Regions from separate parts of the Homo sapiens genome. Here all the other regions are linked to region 1. The links are chromatin loops, found by intact Hi-C in ENCODE. Cell type or tissue: A673. All regions are shown on one strand.

What was found. Hi-C counts contacts between places; a loop is a spot of excess contacts. Peaks named below come from ENCODE experiments on the same cell type or tissue, not always from the same donor. Only the 100,000 strongest peaks of a DNase experiment are listed, where the experiment ranks them.
Region 2: a loop joins it to region 1, with 3 times the contacts of the local background. A loop is called at or near these places in 14 of 110 quality-filtered maps.
Region 3: a loop joins it to region 1, with 2.9 times the contacts of the local background. A loop is called at or near these places in 14 of 110 quality-filtered maps.

Annotation. Positions count from the first base shown.
Region 1 is chr2:138,783,783-138,791,782 of GRCh38, reverse strand. No RefSeq gene overlaps it. Among named protein-coding and RNA genes, the nearest start is that of NXPH2, 7.4 kb to the right of the region's middle. In A673, a CTCF peak has its summit at 4,503 (motif pointing right); a DNase peak (open chromatin) is centred at 4,522; H3K27me3 peaks cover 563 bases.
Region 2 is chr2:137,862,060-137,870,059 of GRCh38, reverse strand. No RefSeq gene overlaps it. Among named protein-coding and RNA genes, the nearest start is that of HNMT, 98 kb to the left of the region's middle. In A673, a CTCF peak has its summit at 3,917 (motif pointing left); a DNase peak (open chromatin) is centred at 3,909.
Region 3 is chr2:138,482,058-138,490,057 of GRCh38, reverse strand. No RefSeq gene overlaps it. Among named protein-coding and RNA genes, the nearest start is that of SPOPL-DT, 16 kb to the left of the region's middle. In A673, CTCF peaks have their summits at 2,858 and 3,060 (motif pointing left); no DNase peak of the experiment used is centred here.

The DNA of each region.
Region 1 (8,000 bases):
TAGATAGACTGCTAGCTAGACTAATAAAGAAGAGAAAAGAATCAAATAAACACATTCAGGAATGATATGGGGGAATATCACCACTGACCCCACAGAAATGCAATCATCAGAGAATACTATAGACACCTCTATCACAAATTCTAGAAAATCTAGAAGAAATGGACAAATTCCTGGACACATACACCCTCCCAAGACTGACTCAGGAAGAAACTGAATCCCTGAATAAACCAATAATGAGTTCTGAAATTGAGGCAGTAATAAATAGCCTACCAACCAAAAAAAAAAAAACAAAAAACCCAGCACCAGAGGGATTCACAGCTGAATTCTACCAGAAGTAAAAAGAAGAGCTGGTACATTTCTACTGAAAAATTGAAAAGGAGGGACTCCTCCCTAACTAATTCTGTGAGGTCAGTATCATCCTGATACCAAAAACCTGGCAGAGATACAACAAAAAAGGAAAACTTCAGGCCAATATCCTTGATGAACATCAATGCAAAAATCCTCAATAAAATATTGGCAACTGAATCCAGCCACACATCAAAAAGCTTATCCACCATAATCAAGTTCGCTTCATCCCCAGGATGCAAGGTTAGTTCAACATATGCAGATCAATAAATGTGATTCATCACATAAACAGAACTAAATGCAAAAACCTCGTGATTACCTCAATAGATGCAGAAAAGGCCTTTGATAAAATTCAATATCCCTTCATGTTAAAAACTCCTCAATAAACTGAAGGAACACACCTCAAAATAATAAGAGGTGTATATGACAAACTCACAACCAATATCATACTGAATGGGCAAAAGCTGGAAGCATTCCCTTTGAAAACTGGCAGAAGACTAGGGTGACATCTCTCAGCACTCCTATTCAACACAGTATTGGAAGTTCTGGCAAGAGAAAGAAGTAGAGGTACTCAAATAGGAAGAGAGGAAGTCAAATTATCTCTGTTTACAGGTGACATAATCTTATATCTAGAAAACCCCATCATATCAGCTTCTTAAACTGATAAGCAACTTCAGCAAAGTCTCAGGATAGAAAATCAATGTGCTAAAATCTCTAGCATTCCTGTACACCAATAACAGGCAAGCAGAGAGCCAAATCATGAATGAACTCCCATTTGCAATTGCTACAAAAAGAATAAAATACCTAAGAATACAGCTAACAAGGGAAGTGAAGCATCTCTTCAAGGAGAACTACAAACTGCTGCTCAAAGAAACCAGAGATGACACAAATGGGAAAACATTCCATACTCACGGATAGACAGAATCAATATCATAAAAAAGAGCACACTGCCCAAAGTAATTTATAGATTTAATGCTATTCCCATTAAACTTCCATTGACGTTTGTCACAGAATTAGAAAAAAAACTATTTTAAAATTCATATGGAACCAAAAAAGAACTTGAATAGCCAAGACAACCCTAAGCAAAAAGAACAAAGCTGGAAGCATCATGCTACCTGACTTCAAACTATACTACAACGCTATGGTAACCAAAACAGCATGGTACTGTTACAAGAAAAGACACATAGACCAATGGAACAGAATAGAGAACTCAGAAATAAGACCACACACCTACAACCTCTGATCTTCAGCAAATCTGACAAAAACAAACCATGGGGAGAGGATTCCTTATTTAACAAATGGTGCTGGGAGAACTGGCTAGCCATGTGTAGAAAATTGAAACTGGGCTCTCCTTACACCACATACAAAAATTAACCAAGACGGATTAAAGACTTAAATGTAGGCCAGGTATAGTGCCTTACATCTGTAATCCCAGCACTTTGGGAGGCCGAGGCAGGTGAATCACCTGAGGTCAGGAGTTCAAGATCAGCCTGGCCAACATGGTGAAACCTTGTCTCTACTAAAAATACAAAAATTAGCTGGGCATGGTGGCACACACCTGTAATCCCAGCTACTTGGGAGCTATGGCAGGAGAATCGCTTGAACCTGGGAGGCAGAGGTTGCAGTGAGCCAATATTGCCCTACTGCCCTCCAGCTTGGGCAACAGAGTGAGACTCTACCTCAAAAAAAGAAAAAAAGGAATACTTAAATTTAAAACCCAAATCTATAAAAACCCTGTAAGAAAATCTAGGTAATACCATTCAGGAACTAGGTATGGGCAAAAATTTCATGATGAAAATGCCAAAAGCAATTGCAACAAAAGCAAAAATTGATCTAATTAAACTAAAGAGCATCTGCACAGCAAAAGAAACTATTATCAGAGTGAACAGACAACCTAGAGAATGAGAGAAAATTTTTACAATCTATTCATCTGTCAAAGGTCTAATATTCAGAGTCTGCAAGGAACTTAAACAAATTTACAAGAAGAAAACAAACATTAAACATTGCCTAGTAAAAAGTGGGCAAAGGACATGAACAGACACTTCTCAAAAGAAGACATACATGCAGCCAACAAACATATACAAAAAACCTCAACATCACTGCTCATTAAAGAAATGTAAATCAAAACCAAAATAAGACACCATCTCACACCAGTCAGGATGGCTTTTATCAAAGTCAAAAAAACAGCAGATGCTGGCAAGGTTGTGGAAAAAAAGGAATGCATTTACACTTTTGGTGGGAGTTTAAATTAGTTCAACCATTGTGGAAGACAGCATGGTGATTTCTCAAAGACGTAGGGGCAGAAATATCATTTGACCCAGCAATTCCATTACTCTTTATGTGCCCAAAGGATTATAAATTGTTCTGTTATAAAGATGCATGCACACATATGTTCACTGCAGCACTACTCACAATAGCAAAGACATGGAATCAACACAAATGCCCGTCAATGGTAGACTGGATAAAGAAAATGCGGTGCATATACGCCATGGTATACTATTCAGCCATAATAAGGGACAAGATCATATCCTTTGCAAGGGCATGGATGGACCTGGAAGCCATTATCTTCAGAAAACTAATGCAGGAACAGAAAACTAAACACTGTGTGTTCCTACTTAAAAGTAAGAGCTGAATGATGAGAACACATGGATACATGAAAGGGAACAACACACACTGGGGCCTGCCCGGGCTGGGAGTGGAGGGAGAGCGAGTATCAGGAAGAGTAGCCAATGGATGCTAGGCTTAATATCTAGGTGATGGGTTGATAGGTGCAGCAAACCACCATGGCACAGGTTTACCTATGTAACAAACCTGCACATCCTGCACATGTACCTCTGTACTTAAAATAAAAGTTGAAGAAAAAAATTTAAAACAAAAACGAAAATAAGTGTAAGTAAAATTCCTACTTCCACCTACAAACATAACTTTAAAAAATATTCCACTGCCAAAACAGAATGGTTTAAAATGATAGTTGAATATTTTAATTTATGGTCTTTCTCATTTCAATCAAAATGTTTACATCTATCATTATTCAATAATATACAGAAAACTGAATAAGTTAAATATATTATACAGTCCCAGAATCAGGATATTCAATTTCAAAAATTACAATCTGAAATAGAATACAACCTGAAGTAAGTATGACCTGGCAAAAATAACACCGAATGACTGAATAAGCAATTTAGAATAATTGAGTTAAAGGCATAAGTTGCATTTTAATAACTTTAGAAATTAAGATAGGGCATTTTATTTTCTGGTATATTGTTAAATCTATACACCTGCATTAAGTTCCTGTTAAGTACAGCCTTATAATCTAGATTTTCACCTAAGTTAATGTTGACATATTGGGCTTTTCTCTTCATTACCTCTCAATGATCAATATTGATCTTATGTCCTTGGCTTTTCCCTTACAGCTATTTGTCCTAAATGGGACAACTGCTCATTTTGCTACAGTAAGTAAGATCCCTCTGCTCTTTGACTGTGTCTCCCATCTCACTTGGCATAGTCTCTCAGTGTCTCACTGTTCCGTGTTTTCTCCTGATATGTTCCTTTCTGCAAATCTGATTAAAGCATAATGTACTCTTCTGGGTAAATTACAAGATGCTTAACAAAGAAAAACTCCTGGGGAAAGAATATGATTTGGTTAGCATAAATTGGATGAGTTTACCTTATGCTGAATATTGTTTATCTGTTTATTTTCAAGTATTTTGACCAATACTATCAATTGGCATGTACATTCTACCTAGTATTAAGTGCAAAATAACTATAAAGAATCTTTTTAACTTCTTATTTTCCTTTATGTACACATGAAGACACAGGATTATTGATTGAATCTATATAGCGAAGCTCATTTGAAATTAGTAACATTTTTATCCATTCACATTGCTCAGCAAAGTGCAAATTAGATTTAAGCTATTTATAGTCAACCATTTCAAGGAAGGACAAGCAGGAACCTGCCTACCCATTATATTTCACTTATATTACAACTTGTGTGACTTCTGATCAAGTGATCCCCCAATCTCAAAGGCAATGAGTGATGTCTGGAAGTGATATTGTCCAAGAAGGCAGGTCCCAAGTGTGCTAAAACCTATGGCATATATTCAGCCCCCACACAAAATTATCTTTAAAAGAGCTATGGCAATTTGCCTGTTCACCTTTTATGAGGCAATGCCACATTTGGCCAGTAGATAGCACCCAAGATATTCCAATAAATATAGTGAAAAAAATCTCAGCGTGATTATTACTTTGCCAGGGAAATACCAGACAAGTTCATTTTTGATCAGCTGAGGAAGAAAATAGAAGTCCCCACTGATTAGAAATTGGGATTTTTTTTTTAACCAAATCCTAGTAGCCTCTTAATGTAAACCTGTACTTTATCAGAGTAGGAAAATTAGCTGACTTGTTTCCTAACAGAACTTCTGTTTGCATGTGGGAAGGTACCACACATTTGACACAGATTTAAATAACACATGAAAGCAGCACTTGAACAGTAATGCTGAGGTCCGGAGAGACCACGAAGAACACCGTGCCATTGCATTTCACAAAAACAATGAAGAAGACTCAAAAGGCAACACTGTGCAGAACTCATTGATCCTGCCAAAGGGCACAGTGAAAAAGTCACATGCATTTCAGAATGCAATGTTAAAATTACTAAGAACCTGGCTATAAACAAACAAACTAAAATAAATCATAATTACCTAAAGCTGGTGGATAGTGCCTTGGTGTTTTTAAACTTGCTGGTTTAACATAGCTGCTGCTTATGTTTTGACAAGTGGTGACATCCTTGTTGCATAGGGAGCAATTTCATGTTCCTTTGGCGGTAAGAATAGTAAAGAGAGCTGCATATGTGATACTTGAACCATCATCCACATGTTACAACTTCAGTTCATCTTCTACAGCAAGTATGGCTCTACATTTAATAAGGTGATGAGTGTTAAGGAACCAGGCAAGTACAGAAATGTGGGATAAGAAGTTAGAAGATGAGAGTCATTCAGTTAGAGACCTAGCAAAGAAAAGCTATAGGCACCTGAACCAGGAAAGACCATGTCAAGTGGTGATGAAGGTTCAGGTTCTTATACAAATTAGTTTCTAGGAGTTAGGTTTTTGTTCTCTGCTCTCCAGGGTCTAACATCAAGCCTTCTCCAGCTGCCACACCCAGCCCACTTTAAGGGAATTACACACAAACTCAGAATGGCTGGCCCAGTATCCTGCTCAAGAATTTTAAAATTTGGTTTAAATTGCCTAAAACTACCTTCAGCCACTGAACTTCCTATTCACATAGGCTATTAAATTTCCTCTGTTGTAGTTGTTTGACTTGTTTGAGCTGTGTTTGGGCACTTGCAACCAATAGTGCTTTATTCATTCATGATAAGAAGTTGTGGGGGTTCGAGGGGCAATGGCATTTACTCCAATATCTTTTCATCCCAGGTCTCTGTCTTCCCCCTCTTAGGAACTCTTAAGTATTCTCAAATTGGGAAATTTGCATTTGGTTAACTAAGATGATATTTTGTAAATATGTGTCCCCCTCATTGTTCTTTCATAATCATCTTGGTACAGGAAATAGGCACCTCAGAGCTCCGGGCTACCCCACAGAGTGAGCTTACCATAGTCCAAAGAGGCACTAATCCTGGGGCCTAATCTTGATCTGCCACAATCTGGCTGTGTGACTTTGGGGATATCACTTTCTCTCTCTGGGCCTCAGTTTCTTCATCTACAAACTGAGGAGGTTAAACAAGATGTTCCAATTCTAACCTTCCATGGTTCTGTTCCCCTGCTTTCGCTCCATATATGAAGCAACATTTGAGGCAGGTTAAATAATTCCTTTGTAATGAAAGCTGTCATGTTTGATGTACAAGTAGACAAGGTGATTATTCAGTTAAATAATCATGCATCTGTGGACAATGCATGGGAACACACATGGAACAATAATGACAGGTTTATTTCTATCTACCCATGGAAAGATAATGACAGGTTTATCAGTCATTTACCAAATCATTCTGATTTGGTAGAGATGCAATATTGGCACCCAGGAAGAAGCTCTTTGCTGCCTTGTCAGTCTTGAGTGATGTTCTCTTGACCCAGGTGCCCTTTCATCACAGGGCCTGCTGGGATCCTGCCTGCCTCCCTTCCCCTCTAGCCTCTCCTCTTGACTACTGATAGTTGCATCAACTACCAACACACTCCTGTTACCTCCTTCCAGCATCCAAGTGAAGAGATAATGAAGAGGTAGTATTGCAGCCACCAAAGGTTGGGAGAAAAGCACTTTAACTACAGATCAGTTAATTGTGTTTAAACCTGGAACAAATGATAAATTTATGCAATAAAACTTCATAAATCCTCCAATCGTGCTAAATATTTACAAAGAAAATGTCCAGTTGTTGCCTGAGAAGGTCCTACAGAATCAAGAAAGTAAATAGGTCCTAATGATAGTTGGTTACAGCCTCAGCGTATTCCAACAATTAGGGCTATAATTCTGTAGAGGATGGAAGAAAGGCAGGAAGGAAGGGAAGGATAGAGGGAGGGTGGAGAAAAGAAACACAAGTTCCTGGTAGAGTAGTAGGGCCCAACCATGGCTGTATGTTGAAATATCCTGGGTGAAAAATATCAATGTTCAAGCCCACCCTCAGTGATGTTTGAAGTTCCATGTGATTCTATTATGCAATCGGTGTTGAGATTCAATACAATACAGCATCACATTTCCTTAAATAAGTGACTCAATCACTAAAGAAAGAGTGGCCACTCAAAGGGATTTTATAACAGTTGTTAAGAATTGTTACCAAAAACCCCACCAGCTTCCTATTGCAGAGGTCTGAGAAGCTGGAAGCCTTCCTGAGAATTTCCCCTATCCTTGGGGTAAATGCTACCATGTTCTGGAATCCTGAGTCTGAGGGCTGCACAGTAGCCTCACGCCATATCATTCCCTTTCCCTCATACCCTTTTAAAATTACTGCCAGATCAATGCTTCAGGCTCCTTATAGTCAAACCTGTTTTCCTGATTATAAGGTAGACCCTGAGGCTTTTAGCATTCATAGATCATTGTCACATTTATTATTAGCTAGAGGTTCATTTGTTGACTACATCAAAACTTTTATAACTGCTGGCCAATTGGAAAATACCTGAGGCAGAGTAATGAACTGGAACAGGCAGTGCACTGAGAATCTCAGGCCTTTGAATCAATTTACGGATCCGCCCAAGCATCTCTAGGTGACTTGATGCAAGTCACAGAACTTTTCAGGCCTGTTTTCTTAACTGTAAAGTGAGTAAGTTGAACACTATCTAATATTCACTTGAAACTCTGAAATGCATACTATTTCCTTCTCCACTTTCTGGTAATGATACTAATGAACAGTACGGGATGAGAAAGTTAAGTACAGGGAAAGCACTGGAAAAAACTAATGGTCTGGATGAGCCATAAGTTGACAAATTTGATCTCAAAGCATTGAACATAACCCTAGATATGTTCTTTGCTTTTAAAAGACTACAACTGGATCACGTAGCAGTAAAATTTGGTAGGTCCCACTTTCTACTACGGGTTTGTATGAGAAAAAAAAAACCACTCTTTTTCCCCTCACACTGTGAAGACTACCTTTCAAAATGAGAAAGCACTGATCTGATTCTCTAGTTGTTAAATAGACTGGAAAAGAGAAAAAGCGGTG
Region 2 (8,000 bases), 920 kb after region 1:
ATTATTTTTCCCAGTAAGAGTCAGCAAATAACCTGTGGTTATGATTTGTTTTCTTTAAGCATGAGCTACTAAATAACACTTTGCAGTTGAATGACAATTTACACTCCTGTTGTCAACAAAAGACCAAATCCGTATAGAAATGGCATTCTTATTCCATAATGATATATTTATTTGGTGTCATTGGACTTTGATCAATATCATTTTCTCAAAACATAGAACTCCTTTCTCGTGACTAAAAGAACAGCTTATATCAAGTCAAGTCTTCTAGTCCTAGTATCAGAATTTGATTATATGTTCCTGAATTTGTATCTAACTTTCTTCTTCCTTTGTGAAATCAAAATTATCTCTAGAGTGTTTTTAATCAAAAACAGTTACTAAATAAGAGATAATGAATGTGATGTGTTTATCACGCCAACAAGGTTTTATTACATCAAATGTTTGTAACATTTCAATGTGAAAATTTTTTTACACTTATTTGTTATTAAGGTCTCATTATCTGTGAGATAAGTCACAAAAAAACAAAGAGGTGAATGAGTTCAAGAACGCATGGAGGGTTTGTTAGTCTTAGGCACAGGAATGGGCTTTTGCTTAATCTCACAATTGCATGGGTTTAGCTCTTTCTGTCTGTAAACATTAGAAAAGATTTTAGCCACAAGTAAATGAAAACTTGAGTTACAGAAGTTCAAATGAATCAGGGTGTATTTTTCTCAAATTTTTTTTTAAGTCTTGAGTAAAGCAGCTTTAGTGTTGGTTTAACAGCTTGATTGTAGGGTTAATGTCTCTGAGATTCTTTGGGCCTTTCCTTCATCCTCGCTACCCTGTGGTCCAGGATATCTACCCATGTCCAGTTATGTTATTTGCATTCAAAGCCATAGCAAAAGGACAGGGGACCAAGACACTGAGCCTGTTGTCTTTCAAGAAATCAAACGTTTTTCTATTTTAACTTCCCACTGTCCTGTATGGCTACATAGCAGGCAGAAAGGTATTGAGATTTTTCTAGCATCTAAATGCAGAGGTGAGCAAAAGAGAGAAGAATTGAGAATAAATTTTGGATTTGCAAACCCACGGTGCCTACCATAACTGTTGATTCTCAATCTTTTTTGAACAAAAAGCCACACAGTAACTACCTGTTAAAAAGACTCTATAGACTGCCAATTCAGAGGAATGATAGTTTGAATTTGTAATCTCTCTTTACTGAACAGACAGGGTATTATAATTGGTTATATTTCTACCACATATACTGGTTGAATTTATGACATTATCTACATATTTACGTAATTTCTCCCCTCCAGGTCTTTAATCAAACATCACTTTCTCAGTGAGACTTTCTATGGCTATAGAAAACATACACTTATGTATACTTATATATCCACAAAGTGGCTGTTAATTGATTATTTATTGGACTTGGAATTGGTGGGTCAAATCCGTATAGTTTTAAAGATCAAAAGAGACCTGTTCCTCTTATCCCATTTTGTGACATGCAAACTTGACAGTAAGGAAGCCAAATAAACCTACCAAACTAAAAGCTCTTGATACGGAGGCTGTGAAAAGTATGATGTATTTTCTTTGTCAATCACTAGATTTTATTGAAGATCTAAAAGGTCTTAGCACAATATTAGGTACTTGGGATATAATTTAGACATTAGGTATTCTCTATGTCTTCAGGAGATGAACAGTTATTGACTACTTACAACTTGACAAATGGACCACCCCTCAAAAACGTCAGGGGCCTACTTTCTAATATAGAAATTTATACGCCTTGAGTAGGAATACTTTTACTTTCTGCTTGGCTGATATTGCTTTCATAACTCTGAAATTTGACTCATTTTGCTAACATACTTGATGTTAACATTTTAGCCTTATATATTTATAAAAATAATAGTTTGAATTACTGTCCCATAGAAAGAAATGCAAGCAATTTAAAATATGCTTCCCCTCAACTCAAATTTTGTCATTAAAATTCAATGAAGCTTCTTCATGATCCTATAAGTTATCTTAAATACTAACTGCTTACTGCTCTTAGCATCTTGGGAAGAAAACCAATGGGGTATTGCTGAATTTTTTGGAGGCATGCCATTGAAACAATTGTAAAGATATGTTCAAACAAGGGCCTCCAAGGTCAGGTCTATGCTTATTTTATAAATTTGTTTCAATGATCATAGTCTGCTCTCTGGGTCATATAATTGATTAAAAGATTGTCTCCCATCTGGCCTATGTACCTGGTAGGCTGCCACCAACTAAATTGATATCCCATAATGAAATCCATACCATTTTAGGATCACTATAGTTAACCATAATGTATGATATAGTTTCAAATAGCTAGGAGGAGGATATTGAACGTTCCCAACACAAATAAATGATAAAGCTTTGAGATAACAGATATGCTAATTACCCTCATCTAATCACTATATATTATAGGTATCCAAACATTACTATGTACCCCATGAATATGTATGAATATGGCAATTATTATTCGTCAATTAAAAAAATACAATTAGGCCAAAAAAATTTAAAAAAATTTTTTTTTAAAGAAATGGTAAGTTTTAATTGTGAGCCAGTCTATATTCTAATACATTAAGGGATCCTTTTAGAGAGTGTTGGGTGGTCAGATGAGCTAGTATTGTACAGGCTCACATAAATTGGCATGTATTTCATAGCTTCATGCTTGTGTTGGACCTATTTTCAGGGTGGTTTTTCACAGCGCTACTGTAATTAGCATGCAAAGAACATAAAATCTCTTTATAGTGAAGTTTTAGTTCAGTCAGTTAGATTAGTCTCAGCCCCAAGAGTAAGAGATTCTTTTGAAGACCAGTCATCTTTAAAAAGAGATAGAAAACAAACCCAGGGGAGAAACCCAAGTGTTCAGCCTAGGTGATAAACCTTTCTCATAGACAGATATAGCACACATACACACATTTGCAGGCATTTCATGGCATACAAGAAAGTGTCTCTGTAATTCATGGTAAACCTTTCTCATAGATAGATATAGCACAGATACACACATTTGTAGGAATTTCATGGCACATAAGAAAGTGTTTCTGTAATTCACGGATTAGCATGAAACAATTAGTAAAATAAAGATAATATCAAAACATAAAAATTAAGTTCATTATGTATATTTAGAGTACATAGACATACACAGATCTCAACATTGAATAACCACATGGAGATAAAAGAACTTTTTACAATTTGCGTATCACCTTTACTTCCAGGAGACAACTCATTTGCTCTTACGTTAACATATGACAAAGCCTGATGTCCAAGAGGAGGAAGGCTATAAAGACTTTTGCCTATTTACTCTCATCATCATTGTCACTACACTATAAATGGACTGACATTGAATATCAATTAGAGTTTCAATTTCATTAGTTACTTGTAAATATCATACATCATTTGTTAAACATATTTATCTTCATGTAAATATGTAACAAGTGATGTATAGTATATTTAATATTTGGGATAAAGTATTAACAAATTATTTTACTAACTTTATAAACAGATTACAGAATACTTTTGTGGAATATTCTCTAGGTGCCATTGATTATGCAGACCAAGTTAACATTATTAATAACACCAGATAAATTGTACTGAGTTCAGATAACTTCAGACACAGAAGAGCTGGGAGCATTGTACAATTTCCATCTTCTATAAGGCTGCTATGTCTATGAATGCAATTTTTTAAAATGTGTTAGGTGAAACCTTGAGAATCAAAAATAACTATAGTCACAGTAAAAATCCCAACATTACACTGTGATTGAAAGGCAGAAACTGAATTTTATGAAAACGTGCAATTCAATTAATGTAAGGTTAAGGAATTAATTGGTTCAACTCCATGTATTTAGTCAGAATGAGGCCCAGTGGTTTGTCTGTATGAGCTAAATCCATAACTGGTTTGGGCTGTAGTTTGGCACCACCTGGTGGCTGTTGCCCATTTTGAGTTAAATCCTAAGGGGGATGATTTGAGGTCTTGTGGATGGGTAGACCTTGACCCTCAATGTTTCCCTATCGGACCTCATTTCTTTGGACTCTCTGTCCACTCTTTCCCACCTCCATAAATACCTAGAACTATCAACTTCTCTGACACTTGATGAGGAATAGAATTCCATTATCAACTGTATTATATACAATTTATGTTATCAATTGTGGCATGCTGACATGAGTTTTAATATTTGAGAGTTTCAAATTAATAGTCAGTTTTACTAAAGGATTAATTTTCCTTAGACCTTTTAGTTCATCTATGTTTTATTAACTTATAAGTAATATTTAGATAAAAATGAGAGTAGTTTATTTCATCTTATTTAAAATTAATGGTTAACCCAAGTTAAGCAGTTAATGTTTCCTAACCAGTAGTTCCTGCTTACAAACTTAGTGAAGTACATTCTCTTAAACACACTAAACTAAATTTTATAAATTAAATATACATATATTTAAACATGATATGAAATGTTATTAATCTAATAAATAAATTGACATAAGCCAGGAACTGAGTTCCCATAAATATTACAGTTCAATTTACAAAAACATCCTATTTACTCACAGCTAAAAACAACAAAGCTAATATATCAAATTCTTTTTATTATTACCAGTATTTAAATAAAATACACAGATTGCAAATTTAACATAAAATATTAATACTTTAGGATTGATTAACTATTTTATTTACACATATTTCCTTGCCAGTCCACTGCTCCAGAGAGTTCTCCATGAAGTAATCATTTAAGTCTTCTCAACAATGGCTCAATTGACTGATGTGACTAGGTTAGAATATGGAGGTCAAGTATACTTATCAGTTTGAGCTTGAAATAGGGACACAAATTCTACCAGAATGATTTTCACAAAGTCTTTCTTATAATCCCTATGCCTCTATGCCTTTCACCGAGAATTTGGCTTTGCATTCTCTCTCCCCATCCAATGCTCTGTAACCTCTTTTAAGTTTTAAGCATGATTTTGGCTGATGCAATTTTGCCCTCAACCCTAGGTTATTGAATTTCCCCCAATATCTGTCTCGCTAGCAGCAGCTCTATTGTCATGCAAGTGATATGCTATGGACTCTGGCAGCCTTTTCATGCTTTTCTTGCTCTTCACTGGCCACAGATGTGTGGGACTGACAACCTCACTGAATACATATTTAAAGAATGACTTTTGAACGAATCTAAGGAGAACATATTATCTATTTGATAGATAGTTCAAAATACATTCATTTAGTATTTTGCTTCAACATGATTCACTTTGAGACTGAGACTGTTACTCCCATACACCCAAATTTATCTAACAATACATATGGACATCAATAAATTGTTGTAAGTTGAGAGCCCTGAATGCCAAATGTTATGAAGAAACTAGAAAAGACATCTCTCCTCACTCTCACACCCCACACAATCAGATGTCTCCAACTTGAGACTTAATTGCAATGTCACAAAGGCAGTTATATATTTCCTAGTGAGGAACGCATTACTTTCTTACACCCTATAGCCAAGCTATTGGTATAACCAGGTTATCGTTCCTCCAAAGAAGTGAGACTGATGTCCTAAGTCCTCTTATCTCCCCCAGAAGGAATTGCAGAATAATGGTGTCTATGACAATGTATTTTTAATTATTTGGGATATAAAGAAATATTTGTTAATTTACATTTTATAAATATATATGTATATATACCTACATCAAAAAAATCCATCAAACAAAATTTTTAGGCAAAGAGTAAGTCATATATTCTTGCTTAAGGCAGATTGTCAAGGAATACAGCAAAGTTGGAAATATTTGCCTTACAAACAATGAAGCCATAGTTTCTTAAACCATACTTATTCCATAAGAATAAAAAAGTCATGGCAGACATCAGATCCCATTTGAGTTTCTGCTGAGGGATTATAAAATCAATGCTGACATTAACAGATCTTCATTCATCTGTATGCTGCCATTTAAGGTACTATTGAGGAAAAAACCGAAAGCAGAAAATAAGAATATCCTGTGAAAGCTTATCTATGCTCTGATTATCTTTGTAAAAACTCCCTTTCATTGACTGCAGCTAAAGTAACATGAACAAAGAAAAATTACCCCAACTTTGAAAGACAAATTAATCTTCTGAGACAGTATTGGTTAATGTCATTGTTAAAAATAACCAATCAGCCAGTTCTAGACAACTGGTGAAGACAGCAGTAATGTTACCAGTTGCAAACTTAAAATCAGAAAGTAACATGTCCTTAAAAACAACTGTATTAAGCAAGTAAATATGTTTATTTGCAAAATCGGGAAATATAGAAAAGAAAAAAAAGTTAGGTTACTTAGTACTATTGCACAGAAAGAACTCCTATTAACCATTTGGTGTAGGCTTATATGGGCACCCTTTCTTACATAGAGAGGTTTAATTGACTCACAGTTCCACGTGGCTGGGGAGGCCTCAGGAAACTTACAATCATGGCAGAAGGCAAAGGGAAAGCAAAGACCCTCACATGGTAGCAGGAAAGAGGGAGCTAGCAAGAGCAGGGAAAACTGCCTTATAAAACCATTAGATCTCATGAGAACTCATTCACTATCATAAGAACAGCATGAGGGAAACCACCCCATGATCCAATCACTTCCCACCTGATCACTCCCTCAATGCATGGAGATTATAGAGATTACAATTGAGAAGAGATTTGGGTGGAGACACAGCTCAGCCGTATCAAAGGGAAATCAAAGCAGGGTAATTAATTAAAAGTCTACCTATAGGTCAAATATCCCAGTTTTCTCTCCACATCCCCTTTCCAAATGCTTGTAATGCAGCATTTATTCCCAGGAAAAATTAACAGGGCTCTTTTTGACAGAGATAAAATTACCTGTTTGGGAATTATGATTCCTAGGATAGATGTTGGCACTCTACTCTTTCTGGCATGTGCATTCCACTCAGCTTATAGTTTTGTCTCCATCCTCTCACCCTAAAGTTAAGCATTTTATATCTATTTAGCCTCTCTGATTTTCCTTCAGTGTATAGGTAAAACTCCTTAGTCAGGCGAGACTCACAACTACAGTTTGAACGTCTGTCCCTCACAAAGCTCATGTTGAAATTTTGTCCTGAATGTTGGATGTGGGGCCTAGTCATGAAAGGTTTGGTGCAACCCTTACAGGAATGAGTGAGTTCTCACTCTATTAGTTTCTGTGAGAGCTGGTTGTTAAAAAGAGTCTGGTACCTCCCTCCTCTTTCTTTTGCATCTTCTCTCAGCATGTGATCTCTGTTCACACTGGCTCCTTTTTGCCTTCCGTCATGATTGAAAGCAGTCTGAGGCTCTCACTAAAAGCAGATGCTGGTGTCATGCTTCTTTTCCAGCCTGCAGAAACAAGAGCTAAATAAAACTCTTTAATTAATAAGTTATTCAGTCTTGGGTATTCTTTTACAGCAATACAAAACAGACTAAGACACTCACATATTCAAAAGAAGAAGAAACCACAGCAATTTCCTAGAAAAGTTAACCCAGAAGCACGGCATGTTTTATATATGAAGTTGACTAAGATCTTGAAATAATAGGATACAGCACACTTTTAAGTTCAATATGCATTACTAACATTCTATCTCTTTCTTGTGTCTAGATAATCAATAAAACATGAAAGAAAGCCCTGATTTGTAGTGTTTGCCAACTTCTGTGATGTAAGTACTTCCACCCTTGGAGATTTCAAATGATCATTATGACATCTTTGAATACAGAATTGGGAAGAAATGCACAGAAGTACATCATTATATTGTATTCACAATATAGAAAGAATAGGAGTAAATAACTTCAAGATCATCAATAATAAAATGTAGTAAAATGATTAACAAGTAATGAATATCTTTTTTTCTAATGCATTTTATTTAATTTTAAGTGCATGTAATATGATGTTTAATAATGACCATATTTAGCAACTGGCTCAAACAATTTCTGATAATTTAACAATGAGCTTTTGGGAAATAAGCCAGTTTCCCCACACGACTGCACATTAGAGATTTCACTCTTGCTGGTAGCTCTTTCAGAAATATTCTCTTACCACCA
Region 3 (8,000 bases), 300 kb after region 1:
TAGGACCAGAAGTAGTGTCTGTTCCCACTACCGGCCAGATTGGAAAAACTCATAATTCATAGACACTGGATAAAGTACTCAAGAAGGTCTTGCCTCAGTGGTGGGAAATAATTAGCCCTAGCCTGAGAACTGCTCTCAACCTGCCAAACAAATCATAAAAGCAACATCTGAAAAGATCAAACTGTTTCCAAGTAACTTAACATCATACCTGAACAAAACTCAAGAAGATTTATGAGAGTTCAAAAGTATCCAGCACCCAACAAATTCACAAAGTATGCATGCAATCAAAGATTACCGGGCATGCAAAGAAAAAGAAAAACATATCTCATAATGGGGAGAGCAACCAGTCAATCAAAACAGACCCAAAATTGGCACAGATGATATAATTAGCAGAGAGAGACACTAAAACAATTATTGTGACTATGTTCCAAATGTTCAGAAAGCTAAGTAGAGATGGAATATATTTTTAAAAGACCCAAATCTGGTTGGAATTTCTGGTGGGAATATAAAATGGTGCAGCCACTTTAGAAAAGTCTGGCAGTTCCTCAAATTGCTAAACATATAGTTACTACATGACATAGCAATTCTACTCCTAGGACGTACCCAAGAGAAATGAAAATATTTTCGCACAAAAACTCATACATGAATGCTTATAGCAGCCTTATCTTTAACAGCCGAAAGGTAGAAACAACCCAAATGTCTATCATCTGATAAACAGATAAAATATGGTATATCCATAAAATAATTGAATATATTTAGTCATAGAAAGGAATAAAGCATGGACAGACACTGCAACCTTGCAAACTGCTAAGCGAAAGAACCAGACACAAAGGCCCATGTATTGTATGACTTCACTTGCATGAAATGTCCAGAGTAGGCAAATTCATAGAGACAGAAAGAAGATAGTGATTGGCAGGGATTGGGAGATTGGAAAGTGACTGCTAATAAAGGTGAGGTTTCTTTGGGAAGTATTGAAAATGTTCTGGAATTAGATGGTAGTGATGGTTGTACAATCTTTTGAATACACTGAATACCACTGAATTGTATACTTTACATGGGTAAATTTATGGTATGTTAATTATATCACAACAATGATGGTTAAAAATAGATGCAATCAGAATCAATTTATCTTTCTACTACCATGTTAGTTGTATAAACTATCTTCCATTTCACTCCTTCTATTCTGTCCCTAACCCATCCCATCTTTCCACTAATAAGGTTACACAAGGTTACCAATGACCTGAATGTATCTAATTCATTGTCAGCCTCTGTTCAGTTTTTCCTAAATCTCTCAGCAGCATCAAAATCTCTCAACATTGCATCCTTTTAGTAACAGCAGCATCTTCTATAGATTTCATGAAATACACTCACCTAGTTTTCTCTTACCAGACTTTATAGCTGCATACTCATAATCTTCACTTAAATGTCCAGTAGGTACCTAAAGCCTAACATGTATATGACAGAATTCGGATCTACTTGCTGTAACCACATCCTACAAATACGCATTAGGTAGGCCCATACCTACTCCTGCCCTAGTCTTTCCCATGAGAGTTAACACACAATCATATATCCAGGTGCTCAGGCCAAAAACTAGGGAGTTGTTTACCATGTTTTATTGCTCTCTTTCCCTAATCCTACCACATCAAATCCACTGGCAGGTCTTAATAGTTCTGCCTCCAAAAATCTATGTGGAACCTATCTCCATTCTCCAGTTATTTATTCAGAGGTTAAAGAGGAGACTGGAATGGTGCCTGAGGGATTAGATTCTATCTGGTCTTGTGAACTGTTACATGAACATTCACCTTTATTCCGAATAAGATACAGAGTTTTGACCAAAGTAATAACATGATCTGATTTAAGTCTTAAAAGGATCACTCTGACTTCTGTAGTGAAATTAGACTGTGGGGGAAAATGAAAATAGGGAACCCAATCAGGAGGCTATTGAAATTTTAAAGAAGGATTATGGTTCGGACTAGAAAGTTGGGGGCAATGGAGGTGCAAGTGGTGACTGAGTTCTATTTATACTTTTAATATAAATAGAGCCAAAAAGATTTGCTGATAAAGTAAGGATGTAGAGTGTGAAAGAGAAATTAAATGATGCCAGGACTTTGGTCTGAGCAAATGGAATGATGAGTATGCCATTTCCTAAGTAGAAGATTATTGAGTGAGCATGTTTGGATAGGAGGATATAAATTTGGTTTTTAAAATTTCCAGTTGGAACTATTTATCAGGTACCAGATAGAGCTATCAAAAAGGATAGTGGATATATAAGTCTGGAATTTAGAGGTGAGATCAAACTGGATAAATAAATTCTGGAATTTTCATTTTATATGTGATATTGAAAGCCACAGAAATTAACAAAATCATAATGTAAGCAGCATAGATAGAGAAAAGTTCATGGGCTTAGCCCTGGGGGCCCTCCAATAGTTAGAATCAAAGAGACAAGGCAAAACTAGCAAAGTAGGTTGTGGTAAAGTAGCCAGTGAAGTAGAATAAAAACCAGTTGAGCATATTATCATTTTCAGATAGGCAGAATTGCAGCATATTTGACTGCTATGAAGAGGGAAAAATTTGGGACGCAGGTAGAGCAAGATGAATTGCTAGAATTATATCCTTCAGTGGGGAGGAAAGTATAGGATTAGAACTAGAAGACATGTTGGTCTGGATAGGCACAGGGTGTTCATTTATAGTAACAGAAAAGAAGGCAGTAGGTGGGCACAGATGCAGAGATACAGGTAGGTATTTGGTAGGAGATTCTGGAGGTTCTCTTATGAAGGACAGATAAGATCATTGAAGAAGAGAAGAGAGAAAGTCAAGGAACTGAGAGGCCATGGAGTTGAAAGGATCATCCACGTGAATATTACAATCACCAAGAACTATTATAGGAATAGTGTTTGATAAAATGTCAATCAGCTAAAGGCTAAATCTTTAAGGAATAAGGAGGAGTGGTCAAGGGAAATACAGTGAATCATAGCAATATGGTGGGAAAATATGATATTAAAAGCTGGGGTTTTAGGGGAAGAAGAGAAAATGATCTGGAAGCAGTAAGGAGCCCCCCACTGGCCTAGTGGTATGTGGCATCTGAGAGAAGATATTGGCTCTACTTGAGAGGGCTACAGGAAAAGCTGTGTTTCCAGGGGAGAGAGAAAGACACGTGGAAATATGGAAATGCATGTATTAAGTTTTTGGCTGTCACAGTAACTAGTGGAATTCTGTGTCCAAAGAAGAGACATGCTAAACATCCTGAAAGGTAATGGCAAGATTATATGACATGGACATATGCTACCCAAATGCCAGTAGCACCCCTGTTAGGAATCTAAAAGTAGAAAGAACATTCAGAGAAAAGGCTTGGATTGATTGTCTTAGTTGAATTTCTCCAGAAACAAATCTTGATTGTAAGTAATTTATTCAGAAGTACTGGGAAAACCAGTAAAGGAAGAGGGAAGTGATCCAGGGAAAAGAAGGCAGTCATCCAATGCAGTATCGAGCCAAGGTACTGCCATGGGCAACTGGAGTTTAACCTTATGGGAAGCTCAAATGAGGAAATCTGAGAAAGGAGAAAAACACACTCCTCACAGTTATTTAACCTCAAGAGTGAGGTAGCTGAAGTGAATACACACCAGCTTCTGAGAGTCATTGGTAGAAGGCTGCAGATCTGATGAACATGAGCAGAGCACTGACAGCCTCTGTTATAGGATGTAGAATAAAGGTTTATCTCTAGGATAAATTACAATGAGGAGAATCTTCTGGGTCTAAGAATAAGTGCTTGTGTGATTTTGATAGATACCTGCAAATTGTCCATCACAGACAGTATACTAATTTACATTCACCCCAGAAATGTATGAGAATATTTCTTTCTACCCTCCCCAAGTTTATATTCTATTAAGCTCTCTTCTTTTTGCTAATCTTTAGTAAATATACATTTCAGTGTAATTTTCATTTTCATTTATCTTATTAAGAGTGAAATCGAACAGCTTAACATATATTTAGCATTTTTTATTTCCTTTTCTGCAAACTGCCTGTTAACATTCCTTGTTCATTTTACTTTCAGTTACCAGTCTTTTTCTTACTGATCTGTAGAAAAGCAATATGAGGTTCAAATATTTTCCCAGTCCGTTATGTCTTTGGAATTTCTTTTTCTTTTTTCTTTCTTTCTTTCTTTCTTTTTTTTTTTTTTTTTTGAGATAGAGTCTTGCTCTGTCGCCCAGGCTGGAGTGCAGTGGCATGTTCTTGGCTCACCACAACCTCTGCCTCCTGGGTTCAAGCGATTTTCCTGCCTCAGCCTCCTGAGTAGCTGGGAGTACAGGTGTGCACCACCATGCTCAGCTAATTTTTGTATTTTAGTAGAGATGGGGTTTCACCATGTTAGCCAGGCTGGTCTCCAACTCTTGACCTCAGGTGATCTGCCCGCCTCAGCCTCCCAAAGTGCTGGGATTACAGGTGTGAGCCACTGCGCCCAGCCTGTCTTTAGAATTTCTTTATGGAATTCTGTCCATTTCTCTTCATCTCCTCTACTGATCCAAGCCTCCTTCTCTCAGCTCCCACTTACACTAAACCCTCGCCTCCTATTAAATCTCTCCTTCCACTCTGCCACCAAGACACTATTATTTTCTATGTACAAGATAGGGAGCAATGTGAAAAATATGAATCAGTTCATACTACATCCCTACAAAAAATACCCCAAGGACTGCTTCCTAGTACACATAAATCTAGACCCCATGTTATGGCCATTTTGGCCTGGTATGATTCACACCTTGCCTCCTCATGTCCTACCCCTAAAATTTCACATTGTTTACTTTCTTCTTCATTTAGCAATCAGCATGATATCACCCTCTGAGAAAAGCCAACCACTGCCTTCTGAGTCAAAATGGCATGCACACCACAGTGTGTGAGATACCAGTGAGGTACCCACATCTCCAGCTTTCTGATCTCTTTCTGCCTCTTTGTATTATATTTCTCTTATTATTTAGTATGATGCCAAGCACATAATAGACTCTTAATACTTTGTCCAAAAGTATTCCTCAAAATTAAAGGATATTGTCTTACATTCACATTCTTGTAAGTCTTTCACATTTTAGAGCATTTTCTAAATTACTTTATTTTGAACAAATATTATTTGGAGAACACAAACTGAAATAACCCAAATCAATACTAGATTTATTTATTTATTTATTTTTCCTTCAACTTTTAAGTTCCACGGTACTTGTGCAGGATGTGCAGGTTTGTTACACAGGTAAACATGTGCCATGATGGTTTGCTGCACACATCAACCCATCACCTAGGTAGTTTTTATATATATATATTTTTATTACACTTTAAGTTCTAGGGTACATGTGCACAACCTGCAGTTTTGTTAACGTATGTATACATGTGCCATGTTGGTGTGCTGCACCCATTAACTCATCATTTACATTAGGTATATCTCCTAATGCTATCCCTCCCCACTCCCCCCATGCCATGACAGGCCCTGGTGTGTGATGTTCCCCTTTCTGTGTCCAAGTGTTCTCATTGTTCAATTCCCACCTATGAGTGAGAACATGCGGTGTTTTTTTGTCCTTGCGATAGTTTGCTGAGAATGATGGTTTCCAGCTTCATCCATGTCCCTACAAAGGACATGAACTCATCCTTTTTTATCACTGCATAGTATTCCATGGTGTATATGTGCCACATTTTCTTAATCCAGTCTATCATTGTTAGACATTTGGGTTGGTTCCAAGTTTTTGCTATTGTGAATAGTGCCATAATAAACATACGTGTGCATGTGTCTTTATAGCAGCATGATTTATAATCCTTTGGGTATATACCCAGTAATGGGATGGCTGGGTCAAATGGTATTTCTAGTTCTAGATCCCTGAGGAATCGCCACACTGTCTTGCACAATGGTTGAACTAGTTTACAGTCCCACCAACAGTGTAAAAGTGTTCCTATTTCTCCACGTCCTCTCCAGCACCTGTTGTTTCCTGACTTTTTAATGATCGCCATTCTAACTGGTGTGAGATGGTATCTCATTGTGGTTTTGATTTGCATTTCTCTGATGGCCAGTGATGATGAGCATTTTTTCATGTGTCTGTTGGCTGCATAAATGTCTTCTTTTGAGAAGTGTTGGTTCATATCCTTCAGCCACTTTTTGATGGGGTTGTTTGTTTTTTTCTTGTAAATTTGTTTTAGTTCATTGTAGATTCTGGATATTAGCCCTTTGTCAGATGAGTAGATTGCAAACATTTTCTCCCATTCTGTAGGTTGCCTGTTCACTCTGATGGTAGTTTCTTTTGCTGTGCAGAAGCTCTTTAGTTTAATTAGATCCCATTTGTCAATTTTGGCTTTTGTTGCCATTGCTTTTGGTGTTTTAGACATAAAGTCCTTGCCCATGCCTATGTCCTGAATGGTATTGCCTAGGTTTTCTTATGGGGTTTTTATGGTTTTAGGTTTAACATTTAAGTCTTTAATCCATCTTGAATTAATTTTTGTATAAGGTGTAAGGAAGGGATCTAGTTTCAGCTTTCTACATATGGCTAGCCAGTTTTCCCAGCACCATTTGTTGAATAGGGAATCCTTTCCCCATTTCTTGTTTTTGTCAGGTTTGTCAAAGATCAGATAGTTGTAGATGTGTGGTATTATTTCTGAGGGCTCTGTTCTGTTCCATTGGTCTATATCTGTGTTTTGTTACCAGTACCATGCTGTTTTGGTTACTGTAGCCTTGTAATATAGTTTGAAGTCAGGTAGCGTGATGCCTCCAGCTTTGTTCTTTTGGCTTAGGATTGACTTGGCAATGCAGGCTCTTTTTTGGTTCCAAATGAACTTTAAAGTAGTTTTTTCCAATTCTGCATCACCTAGGTATTAAGCTCAGTGTTCATTAGCTGGTCTTCCTGATGGCCTCACTCCCCCTACCTCCCCACATGAAAGGCCCCAGTTTTTGTTGTTCCCCTCCCTGTGTCCATGTGTTCTCATTGTTTAGCTCCCACTTATAAGTGAGAGCATCTAGTGTTTGGTTTTCTGTTTCTGTGTTAGTTTGCTGAAGATAATGGATTCCAGCTCCCTCCATATCCTTGCAAAGGAAATGATCTCATTCCTTTGTATGGCTGCATACTATTCCATGGTATATATTTTCTTTATCCAGTCTATCACTGATGGGCATTTGGGTTGATTCCATGTCTTTGCTATTGTGAATAGTGCTGCAATGAACATGCAGGTGCATATATCTTTATAATAGAGTGGTTTATTTATTTATTTATTTTTTGAGACTGAGCCTTGCTCTGTCACCCCAGGCTGGAGTGCAGTGGTGCGATCTCGACTCACTGCAGCCCCTGCCATCCAGGTTCAAGTGATTCTTATGCCTAAGCCTCCTGAGTAGCTGGGACTAAAGGCACATGACATCACACCTGTCTAATTTTTGTATTTTTAGTAGAGATAGGGTTTCACTCGTTGGTCAGGCTGGTCTCAAACTCCTGACCTCTAGTGATCCGCCCACCTCAGCCTCCCAAAGTGCTGGGATTACAGGCATGAGTCGCTGCACCCGGACTGTAATAGAATGATTTATATTCCTTTGGGTATATACCCAGTAATGAGATTGTTGGATTAAATGGTATTTCTGCCTCTAGATCTTTGAGAAATCACAACACTATCTTCCACAATTGAACTAATTTCAATTGAACTAATTTACTAATTTGTTGAACTAATTTACACTCCCACTAACAGTGTAAAAGTGTTCCTTTTTCTCTGCATCCTCACCAGCATCTGTTGTTTCTGGACTTTTTAATAATCGCCATTCTGACTAGTGTGAGATGGTATCACTTTAAATCCCTATCAAGGTCACTGGTTTTAAATGCTTATAGAACTGGTTTAAAGGGAGGGAAAATAAGGCATGATAATGTAAAAGATTCAGTTTTTCTGGGAGGATTTTACAATTGCAAGAATACCATGTAAACACGCTTTTCAAATATCACTTAGAAAGCAATGTGACAAGTATAAATATTGTGAAGATACAATGAATGAAAACAAAT